3 separate regions of the Homo sapiens genome follow, and regions 2 and 3 are each linked to region 1. The links are chromatin contacts, found by Hi-C or POLR2A ChIA-PET in ENCODE. All regions are on one chromosome and are shown on one strand. Each heading gives the region's core, a stretch centred on a gene start or an enhancer-like site at or near the end of the contact. The rest is flanking DNA. Distances are from core to core; before and after follow the strand shown.

Region 1 (2,923 bases), core at 288-2,787:
GAGATTATAAGCGTGAGCCACTGCGCCCAGCCATACTCCTAATTTTTATAACCTTATAACCAAAGTCATTCCCCTTACAGGATATCAGAGTACAGATGGCTATTTTTGACAAGTGACATCAAAATAGTTTACATATCAGGCTCAATACCCTCACACACTGTTGGCTTCAGTCTGCCTTTTACAGATGGTATTTACCACCTCCAGGAAAATAGTGTGCTTCCTCGGGTTGCCTACAACATATGACAAAATAAAATTTCCCAACTTATCTAGCAAAAGTCCCATGAGCTCCAAGGGGAGGGGGCCAATGTTTTATTTATCTTTGTATCACAATGCCTACCACACAGTAAGTGTGCCCCCAAAACTTGCTGAGATGAAATGAGAGAAGCCAATGCCTTGGCCAGGTTTCCCAACTCTAAACCAGTACCTTCTCCCACTATTCTACATACTCAAATGTGGCATTCACTGTTATGAGCAGGTAGGATGTCATGTCTGCCCTGCCGTTTGTACCAAGAGAAATGGACCCCATTCTCAGCCTGAAAAGAAACTGGGGAGCTAGACAGGGATGACTATTCTCCAAGATTTACTATGTAGGTGGTCCTTTATTATCTCTCTAGCATCTTCCATGACCATGTGTACACTAATGCTGCAGTGCTTTTCCAAAGGCTGACTTTCCCCTACCCCAGCCTTCCTGGCAATTGGAAGAGCATTACTATCATATGCTTAAAGTAACAAAAAAGCCAAGGGTTACCTTAAGCAAGCTGACTTTCAGTCTGTAGAAGCCATTAAACTATCCCAAACAAACAAAAAAAAATAGTAACAAAAAAATTAAAATTAAAAAATAAAAAACTAATAACAAATCACTGAGACCTTGGTCTAAAGATCTTTATGTCTCCTCAGCCAGAGCCCCAGCCCCCAGTTCCCCCTCTCGGCTGTATTTCAAAGGCAAAGGCTAAAAAACAAAAATCACACATGGGCAGCATATGTAATCACATATAATCACATATAATGTCATGAAGTCCCAGGCATGACCCTGACAATCCACCAAGCTGGGTCCCTAACTTCAGTGCTATGTGAAGAACTTCTGTGGAAAACACATCCTTTCAAACAAAAGTTACAAATACCCTTTGCTGCCTGACAAATGGTCAGGATTATCACTTTTGCTTGCAGCAAACCTCTAGAGAAAATATGATCTTATCAATCAAATATTGAGGTCTGGCTTTAAATCTATGAATTCCTGGGGCCAGCATTACAAGAGGAGGTCCCTGAGGTTAACTAGCCTTCTCAAGGGTCCACCAAGGTTAGCTCAGTGAGGGCAGGACCATATCCAGTATCTTTACCAGAGAAAGTACTTTAGTATCAGGCTGGGAACATCATAGGCACTAAATAAAGAATAAACTTAAAAGGTGTTTACTATACTTGGCTGTTGAGAACAAGAATAATTTCAGAGGCATGCTAAGGTAGAAATTTGGTCACAATGTAAGTCACAAGTTGACTCTGAAATGAACTGGAAACAGCAAGTGAAACTATTCTACAAACCTAGTTACAGAAAGAACAGAGCCGTGAGAATGGGGATGCAATTTCAAGGGAAGTATTTTTGTTTGTTTTCACATGAGAAAGACTGGAGTGCAATTTTAAAGGGAGAAGCAAGTATATGATCCCTTTCATGAGCCCCTATTGTATTGTTAGTTGTTCAGTTCATTATTCATGCAACAATTTTTTATTGAGGACCAACTATATGCGAGGAACTGGTTTCAATTCTAGGAATACTTAGATGAACAAAATGTAATCTCAAGGTGAGTGTGTTCCCCCATCTTGAGTCTTAAACAAACTTCCTAGATTTCTTGAAGGAAACTCCCCGAGCTCCTTGGAATCCAGCCAGGGTTTGTCTACACTCTGCCTGAGAACACGCCATGAAGCCTTGCACTAGGGTCACCCAGCCTGTCACCCCTGTAAACTGGGTCATCCTCCAGGATGGAGCCTCTCTTGCCTTTGCATCCCCAGAGCCTGGCAGAGTATGAGGCAGGGGAGAGGAGGAGGAAATCTAGTGAATAGGCCACCTCCATACAGAAATGCTTGTTTTTAACCTTAGCAGGCTGTTTACATGCTAAGCATCTTGCCCAAAGTCACAGAGGTCAGGCCCAGGTAAGACTGGGAGAAGGGACCCAATCTCTTGAGGGTGATTTTAGTACCTGATTACATGCATTACAGTGACAACAGAGCACTGAACTCTCTACATATTTAGAACTAATATATATACTACAGAAACTTGTCTCAATGAATTGTGATGGGCTGTCACCACTGACTGAAATCTCAACTATCCCCTGAAATTCCTATGGCACTTTATGTTTTAGAAATACGTTTTAGAAACCCACTCCTGCCCTAGAGGCCATACAGACACAAGCTTGCTCAGGAGGGTGGACCCAGGAAGTAATCTTTCTTTCTCTATCCTGACAACTACACCAGGAAGTGGTTAAGCCCTCACATTGTTGTTTCTCTCTCTTTAGAATCAGGATTCAGAATAAGCAATTTCCTTTTTCATTTTCCCATTTCTCTCCAACACACCCTGAAGGCCTGCAGAGCAATGATGAGCTCACACTGCCCCCTCCTGCCCATTCCCTCCCTAACAAGGAATATATTCATTATTCCCTGGCCCTCATTTGCTCCCATTCCTGTAAAGAAAGAAAAGCAACAGAATGCCCCCACAAAAGTCAAATGTCTTTATTTTATATAAAAAAAATTTGTACAGTTTTAGTTCCTATGTTTAAGAAAAAAATCCTAAAATTGCCGTAATGTTTAGATCCACTGCAAACTGTAGAAACAAGCTTTTTATATATTAAAAAAAATTTACATTTTACAATTTTCTACATGCATGCACAAGGTCTCAGCTCTGTAACCCCACCCCCCCAAAAAAAAGGAAAAAAAA
Region 2 (2,923 bases), core at 278-2,777, 240 kb before region 1:
CACTGCACTCCAGCCTGGGTGACAGAGCAAGACTCCACCTCAAGAAAAAAAAAAAAAAAGGGAAAGGGTGGGAAGACTGCATTCTTCAAATATATCCATGTCATAAAGGAGAAGATATAGCTGTGGAAATGTTACAGTTGAAGGGTACTAAAGAGATACAACAACTAAATGCAATACCTAATACTGGACTGGATCCTGACCTGGAGGGAAAATTATGGTTACAAAGGGTCAACCGACAAAATTGAAATGCAAACAGTAGGTTAGACAAGAATATTGTTATCAATGTAAAATTTACTTAAGTGATAACTATATTGTAGTTGTGTCAGAAATTATCCTAATTCTTTACACTGATGTATTTAAGATAAAGAGCCATGCCATATGCAACCTACCCTATAATAGTTCAAATAGAGACAGAAAGAGAGAGAGAGAGAGAACTAGCTAATATTAAAGCAAAATGGGCAAAACATTACAGAGAGGTATTCACAGTCACAGCCAACTTGTAGACCCCTCCCTGCAGGATATTTATAAGCGTGTTCTTTGTACTATTATTAATAATAATTTTTTCTTGCAGCTCTTTTGACATTATTTTCAAATAAAAAGTTAACTACACAGATTAATGAAAGGTCTGCAATACTTATTTCCCCTTGATGGTCCTTCAAGATGCTGAGGGTCTGTTCTGCATTTACCACATCCTCTTCTTTCCTTGTATAGGCCTCTCCTTTTATAGACCTGTGAGTTCTCAGAGTACATTATCATTTTCAACCTTGAATTCCCATTGAAACCCTTGAATTCCCATTGAATCATCTGCCAAAGACGACAGTTTATTTTTCTGTTGATCCAATCAAGAAAAGGAGAAAGCTTCCATGAATAATAAACAGATGGGGACTACAAGTTCCTGTGACTCTGCCGGGCTCTGCCCAATGTGTCTCTCCATTCTGGCTCCCAGGCTACAGGAGCACAGCCTCTGTCAGTCTTGCTATCTCTGGCAGAGGACAGCAACACAGAGCAGAAGGACCTCTTTAAAGCCTAGGTTTAATAATGACAACATTTTCATGCTTAAATCCTTCAAGGATAGGCTCGTTGGAGAGCCTACAGGGTTCTACTGATCCTTATGTGGCTTGGTTTCTGTGATTTTCTCCTGTCCAATTTCTAGTTTGGCCCCTCCTTTGCACTGAATGCTGCAACCTTCCTGAACTGCTAGCAGTTCCCCGAATTTACTCAATGCCTTTGCTCAAGCTTTTACACTTCCTGGAATCCCCTCCCACTCCTCGTTGACCTAACAAACTCCCACTCATTTGTTAAGACTCAAACCAATTGTTGCCTCTCCAAAGTCCAAGAACCACTTCTTAGGAATAGGACTCTCTCCCTGGTCCATAATCACCGTTTCCCACCCTCTTTGTGATAGGAATGATTACTACAAAGAAGACTTAGAAATCGTCAGCAGGGAAGCCCATAAAATTTGCATTTCCTAATTTTCTGTAATCTTGGTGGAGGACAGGAAGGAAGTGGCCAGGCCAAGGCCGTCTGGCAAGTTACCAGCAGGGCTGAGGCTGGAAGTCAAATACACATTCTCCTTTCTTTGTTGATACTACTGGGTACTCCCTGGGGCTTGACCCATTGCCCTTCTTATGTTCGAAAATGTCTTCTGGACTCTGTCAAACCCTAGACAACTCAATTTTGCAGGACCTTCTAGGGGGGCAATGTTGGAGGGCTTGTTGGCTCCTAGAGAGAGCACTGGAATGAGCATGTTTGGTTGGTCTTCAAGCTTATACCTAGTACCCAGAACCACATTTCAAGCTTCTGGGAGGTTGTGTGGTATAGGGGAAGGAGCATGACCTTTGGAGCCAGACAGCCTTGAGTTTGAGTTCCAGAACCGTCATTTACCAGCTTCTGAACCTCAGGAAAAGTAAACTTTCTAAACCTCGGTTTCCGTATGTGGATGATTTTTAAAATCAGGATTAAATGAGATAACCTCAATAAATCATTCCACATAAAGTCTGCCATACAGTAAGTGCTCAATAAGTATTAGTTGCCTTCCTCTGTCCCAAACTTCTCCTTCCTCTCTTCTGGGCTGGCAACTCTAATTTTAATGAATTAAGACAAGATCTCTTAGCTTAAGTTTCCCCAAGTGTAAAATAAGAGGGAAATGGTTGTATAACTCATATGACCCAGATCACGGCTTCTTTCTATTTTGCTTTTATCAATCTTCTCAATCAGGTCTGTGTACTGAGCACAAAGGCTGCCCATGGGTGTGACATGAACAACGGAGGTTTTGCTCTCAGAGGAAGTGGAGAGGGGTTGGGAGGTACCTGGGGAAATGCAAATTTCATGGCTAAGTAGGACTTCCCTAGGTCTGCTGACTTCCAAGATGCTTCTGAGGCATAATTCCAGTGATGATGTGAAGGTGTGGGGCCAGTTCTACCCCCACCAAAAAAGGCCACAATCAGTATATTCATTCCACAAACATTTTTAGCACTTGCTGTATGCCAGGCATTGTTAGATTGGGGAACCATGAAGGTAAATAGAGCATAATGAAACTCAATCAGGATATGGGTGGATTGACCTAAACCCAAGAGATTTGGTTTCTGGTTACGGCTTTTCAAAAACTAGCCATATGGTAAGTCCCTTAGAAGTTTTAGTCTCTAAGTATTAGCTTTCTTGGGGTGAAATGAAGGAGTTGAAAATATGACTTCTATATTTGTTTGCTTTCCTTCAGATTATACTTCTCCTCTCAAAGTCAGCTCTGTGTTTTCAAATAGCCCCTGGAAATCTCCATATGCATGAACCGTAAACATTTAAACTGACCATATCCCAAGCCAACAAATAATCTTATACCCCTTGCTCTCAATTTTGCCCCTAAGTTATCTCCACCTCTTATACTTCCTTTCTTAGAGAATGGCATTGCCATCTACTGGGAAACTGA
Region 3 (2,923 bases), core at 296-2,795, 190 kb before region 1:
TTATCTTTTAAAATGATATAAATGGTGGGGGTGTTTCTTCTCAAATCAGTTGTTGTATTGGAAGTTCCCAAAGTATCTATGATAGAAGAAGAAAGAGGAACTAGTCAAAATAGTAAGTGCTACTATAATGGTTTGCTGGATCAGTTCCATAGGCTGACGAAACACAAAGTTCAGGCTACTGGCTTTGCTTCTTATCCTAGTATTAGAGTGATTTCTCCAGTGGTTCCTAGTGTCGATATCATAAACCTTGAATGAATCAATCTGTCTCAAACACACACATACACACATACACACACACACACACACACACACACACACTCCTGCACAGAGGGTTCTCAGTGACCATAAGTCACTCAGAGTGGAGCTGCTCCTTCCTCCAGCATCAGCAATGATTCAAAATGTCATGCTTTATACAAATTCAGAACTCTCTGCCTGCCTCCTAACTTTTTTTTTTAATCAGAGCATAAGACTGTTGAAGTTGGTATCTGGCAAAATTAAAACATTTAATTTAGGGGATAGAACCTATAACCAAGGTGTTTGCAAAGTCAGTTCAGTGAGATTCCTTGGGCTAACTTGATGTGTGAAAGGCCTAAGGAGAAAAAGAATCTTTTCAAATCCAGAAGGCAACTTCTTGCCAGCTATCAGGCTGGAGGCCCCTTTGGATCTTGTAGGCTGCATTTTATGAATTCATTGAGACTGTCTGTATCTTTGGTCAACTCTGTAAACATCTGATTGTGTCCACCATGATTCTTTCCTTTGGAACCCGACTATTTTTCTTTCAATTTCTGCCCCACAAATTCCTCACAGGTTCAACAACAAGCAGGCTTATTCCACAATCATCCTTATAAGTTTCCCTTACACATTAATGTTAACATCTGGTGTTACTCTATTTAGAACCTTAGTGCGAATATTCTACTTAGAACCCTAGGGCTTCAGCTCGGTCCCCACTGTTCATTACCCCGGTATAACTTTTTCCAAGCCCATAAGTCTCTCTAACTCTCCAAGAAGTCTGTCTTTAGTATTCAGCCACATTTCTACTACTAAACCAAGCTCTAGTTCTTGAGGTTCTCCAGGCTGTTTTCCTTCTCCATAAAATGAGAATAATGAGTGTACCTACCTTGTAAGATTATTGTGAGGATTAAATATGTTAGTACACATGATGCACTAAAAATATGTGGCCCATTGCAAGTGCTCAATAATTGTTCATTATAATCTTATTGAGCTACATGTCTTGTTTACTGGGGGTGATAATTCTCATTCACTGTTTGTCAAAGTGTTGCTCCTAGTTCAAAAGGATTTGATAAAGTGGGTAAAGGAGAGAAAACAATAAAAGTTTTCTCTCTGATTTTGAGCCTTGATGATTAGTTCTCGGGCTAATTTTAAACATGAAGATGATTTAGAGGAAAGACTAAATACTTTCCTTTCAGTTCAGGTCTGCTGGGTTCAACCCAGTTATTTGCATGAAAGGACAACAATAGCACTATTATGTTTATTTTTAAAAAAGATAAGTAGATCTTTCTTCCTCCCAGTGTCTCATGAGAATAGCGTGAATTCACAGGGACGGCACATGGAACCATTATATTCTCTTTACCCAAAATGGATACAGGACACATTAGCAATCTTAAGATGGAGAAACTGGGCAGAGAGATTGACTTAGGAGAGATGAAGATAATTTAATGTTAGACATGTGGTAGTTGAGTTAAAAATAAAGCATTTGGATAGAAAAATCTTCATGAAATTAAGAATGTGAAAGTATAGTGAGAGAAATTAGAATAAGAAAACAGATACAAAAATTTTCAGTGGTCTAAAGCTGACCTCTAAAACCATGAAAACAAACGTCTCCCTTGGGAGAGAATGCAGAAATAGAACATGAGGCTCCATTATCCCACTTTCATGTAAGATGTTTTTAAGCTCAGAATACTTTTGAGATTGCTCTTTGACTTCTTTTTTTTTCCAGAAACAAAACCATGGGCAGTGTATGCTGGGCTGTTAGGGGGTGTCATCATGATTCTCATCATGGTGGTAATACTACAGTTGAGAAGAAGAGGTAGGTGTCTGGCAATAAATAGATTCTTATCACACTCTCTGTGGTAAGCAGGGGACCTCTCTCCACAGGCTCGGACTTGCTCTCACAACTCTGGCTTTCTGCATGGGGCCACCTTTGCAAAAATAGTAGATAAACATATCCTGGGACCTTGCTTAATTCAGTCTAATTCAACATGTCTTGATCCCCTCTACTAGGCTGTGGAAAGAAATAGAAGAGCCACAGGTTTCTAATGTGAGAGACATTATTCAGATAATTTCAGTTTAGTGTGACTAGCACTGCCATCAGGGTAAACACAGGATGCTGAAGAAGTGAACAAGAGGTTTAAGAGTATTCACTGGGAACAGAATTCAGAAAATTATTGGATCTCATCCAAAAAGTCACCAGGGTTAGAATGAAACCAATAAGGCACAATTATTCCCCTGCAGTTGAAGTGCCTAGAGGTACCATCCCCTGTCCTCTCTTCCAAATTTCCCTATGATACAATATCTCAGGGCATTGTGCTCCCCTCAGCCACCTTGACTACTACCAACCAATACTGGAGTCAAAATGTCCTGACCCAAGACCAGGAGAGATGCCCCGGCTGCCTTCCCATGGTAAGGATAGAACTTGATCCTCATAACACTGAGCTGATGACTGATTTCATTCTCAAGTAGATCAGTGTCATCTACACACAACCTTCTTAGAAAAGCCCTTACCTCAGCACTCTGATGTTGGTTTTGCATATATAAAAAAATCTAGATCATAGCACAGCGACCTACTTGTGTCTCATTTCCTCCATCTAAGAGTTAGCCAGGTAGGAGGGATGGGTGATTCAGATAGAAATTAGGTTGACAGCCTATGGGGCTCGGGGTAGGGCAATCACATTTAGCTCATACT

What was found. Hi-C counts contacts between places; a loop is a spot of excess contacts on that map. ChIA-PET counts read pairs that join two places held with the same protein, here RNA polymerase II (POLR2A). Pooled maps may share reads with other maps.
Region 2: a map with no recorded cell type shows a loop between it and region 1 (3-fold over the local background). The contact joins two enhancer-like sites. A Hi-C loop is called at or near these places in 10 of 168 maps with a recorded cell type or tissue (A673, CD4-positive, alpha-beta T cell, CD8-positive, alpha-beta T cell and 6 more), 24 of 37 single-sample maps with no recorded cell type and 20 of 50 pooled maps. POLR2A ChIA-PET finds 5 or more read pairs at or near these places in 2 of 52 experiments (CD4-positive, alpha-beta T cell and GM12878).
Region 3: a map with no recorded cell type shows a loop between it and region 1 (12-fold over the local background). The contact joins two enhancer-like sites. A Hi-C loop is called at or near these places in 8 of 168 maps with a recorded cell type or tissue (GM12878, GM20431, gastrocnemius medialis and 4 more), 13 of 37 single-sample maps with no recorded cell type and 10 of 50 pooled maps. POLR2A ChIA-PET finds 5 or more read pairs at or near these places in 9 of 52 experiments (CD4-positive, alpha-beta memory T cell, GM12878, OCI-LY7 and 6 more).

The regions. Positions count from the first base shown.
Region 1 is chr1:160,428,450-160,431,372 of GRCh38, reverse strand. VANGL2 (VANGL planar cell polarity protein 2) reads right to left here. Exons shown (of 8, transcript NM_020335.3): 8 at 2,703-2,923. Among named protein-coding and RNA genes, the nearest start is that of VANGL2, 29 kb to the right of the region's middle. RefSeq lists an enhancer at 1,276-1,505. Within about 2 kb of position 1,537, at least 10 of the 41 ENCODE cell types and tissues checked have a DNase peak (open chromatin) inside an H3K27ac peak, as active enhancers do; they include CD4-positive, alpha-beta T cell, CD8-positive, alpha-beta T cell, GM12878 and 1 more, where a contact is called at or near this core.
Region 2 is chr1:160,664,280-160,667,202 of GRCh38, reverse strand. No RefSeq gene overlaps it. Among named protein-coding and RNA genes, the nearest start is that of SLAMF1, 19 kb to the right of the region's middle. RefSeq lists enhancers at 1,148-1,709, 1,723-1,782. Within about 2 kb of position 1,527, at least 19 of the 41 ENCODE cell types and tissues checked have a DNase peak (open chromatin) inside an H3K27ac peak, as active enhancers do; they include CD4-positive, alpha-beta T cell, CD8-positive, alpha-beta T cell, GM12878 and 1 more, where a contact is called at or near this core.
Region 3 is chr1:160,623,220-160,626,142 of GRCh38, reverse strand. It overlaps SLAMF1 (signaling lymphocytic activation molecule family member 1), which reads left to right. Exons shown (of 7, transcript NM_003037.5): 4 at 1,958-2,047. Among named protein-coding and RNA genes, the nearest start is that of SLAMF1, 22 kb to the left of the region's middle. RefSeq lists an enhancer at 1,269-1,398. Within about 2 kb of position 1,545, at least 5 of the 41 ENCODE cell types and tissues checked have a DNase peak (open chromatin) inside an H3K27ac peak, as active enhancers do; they include GM12878 and OCI-LY7, where a contact is called at or near this core.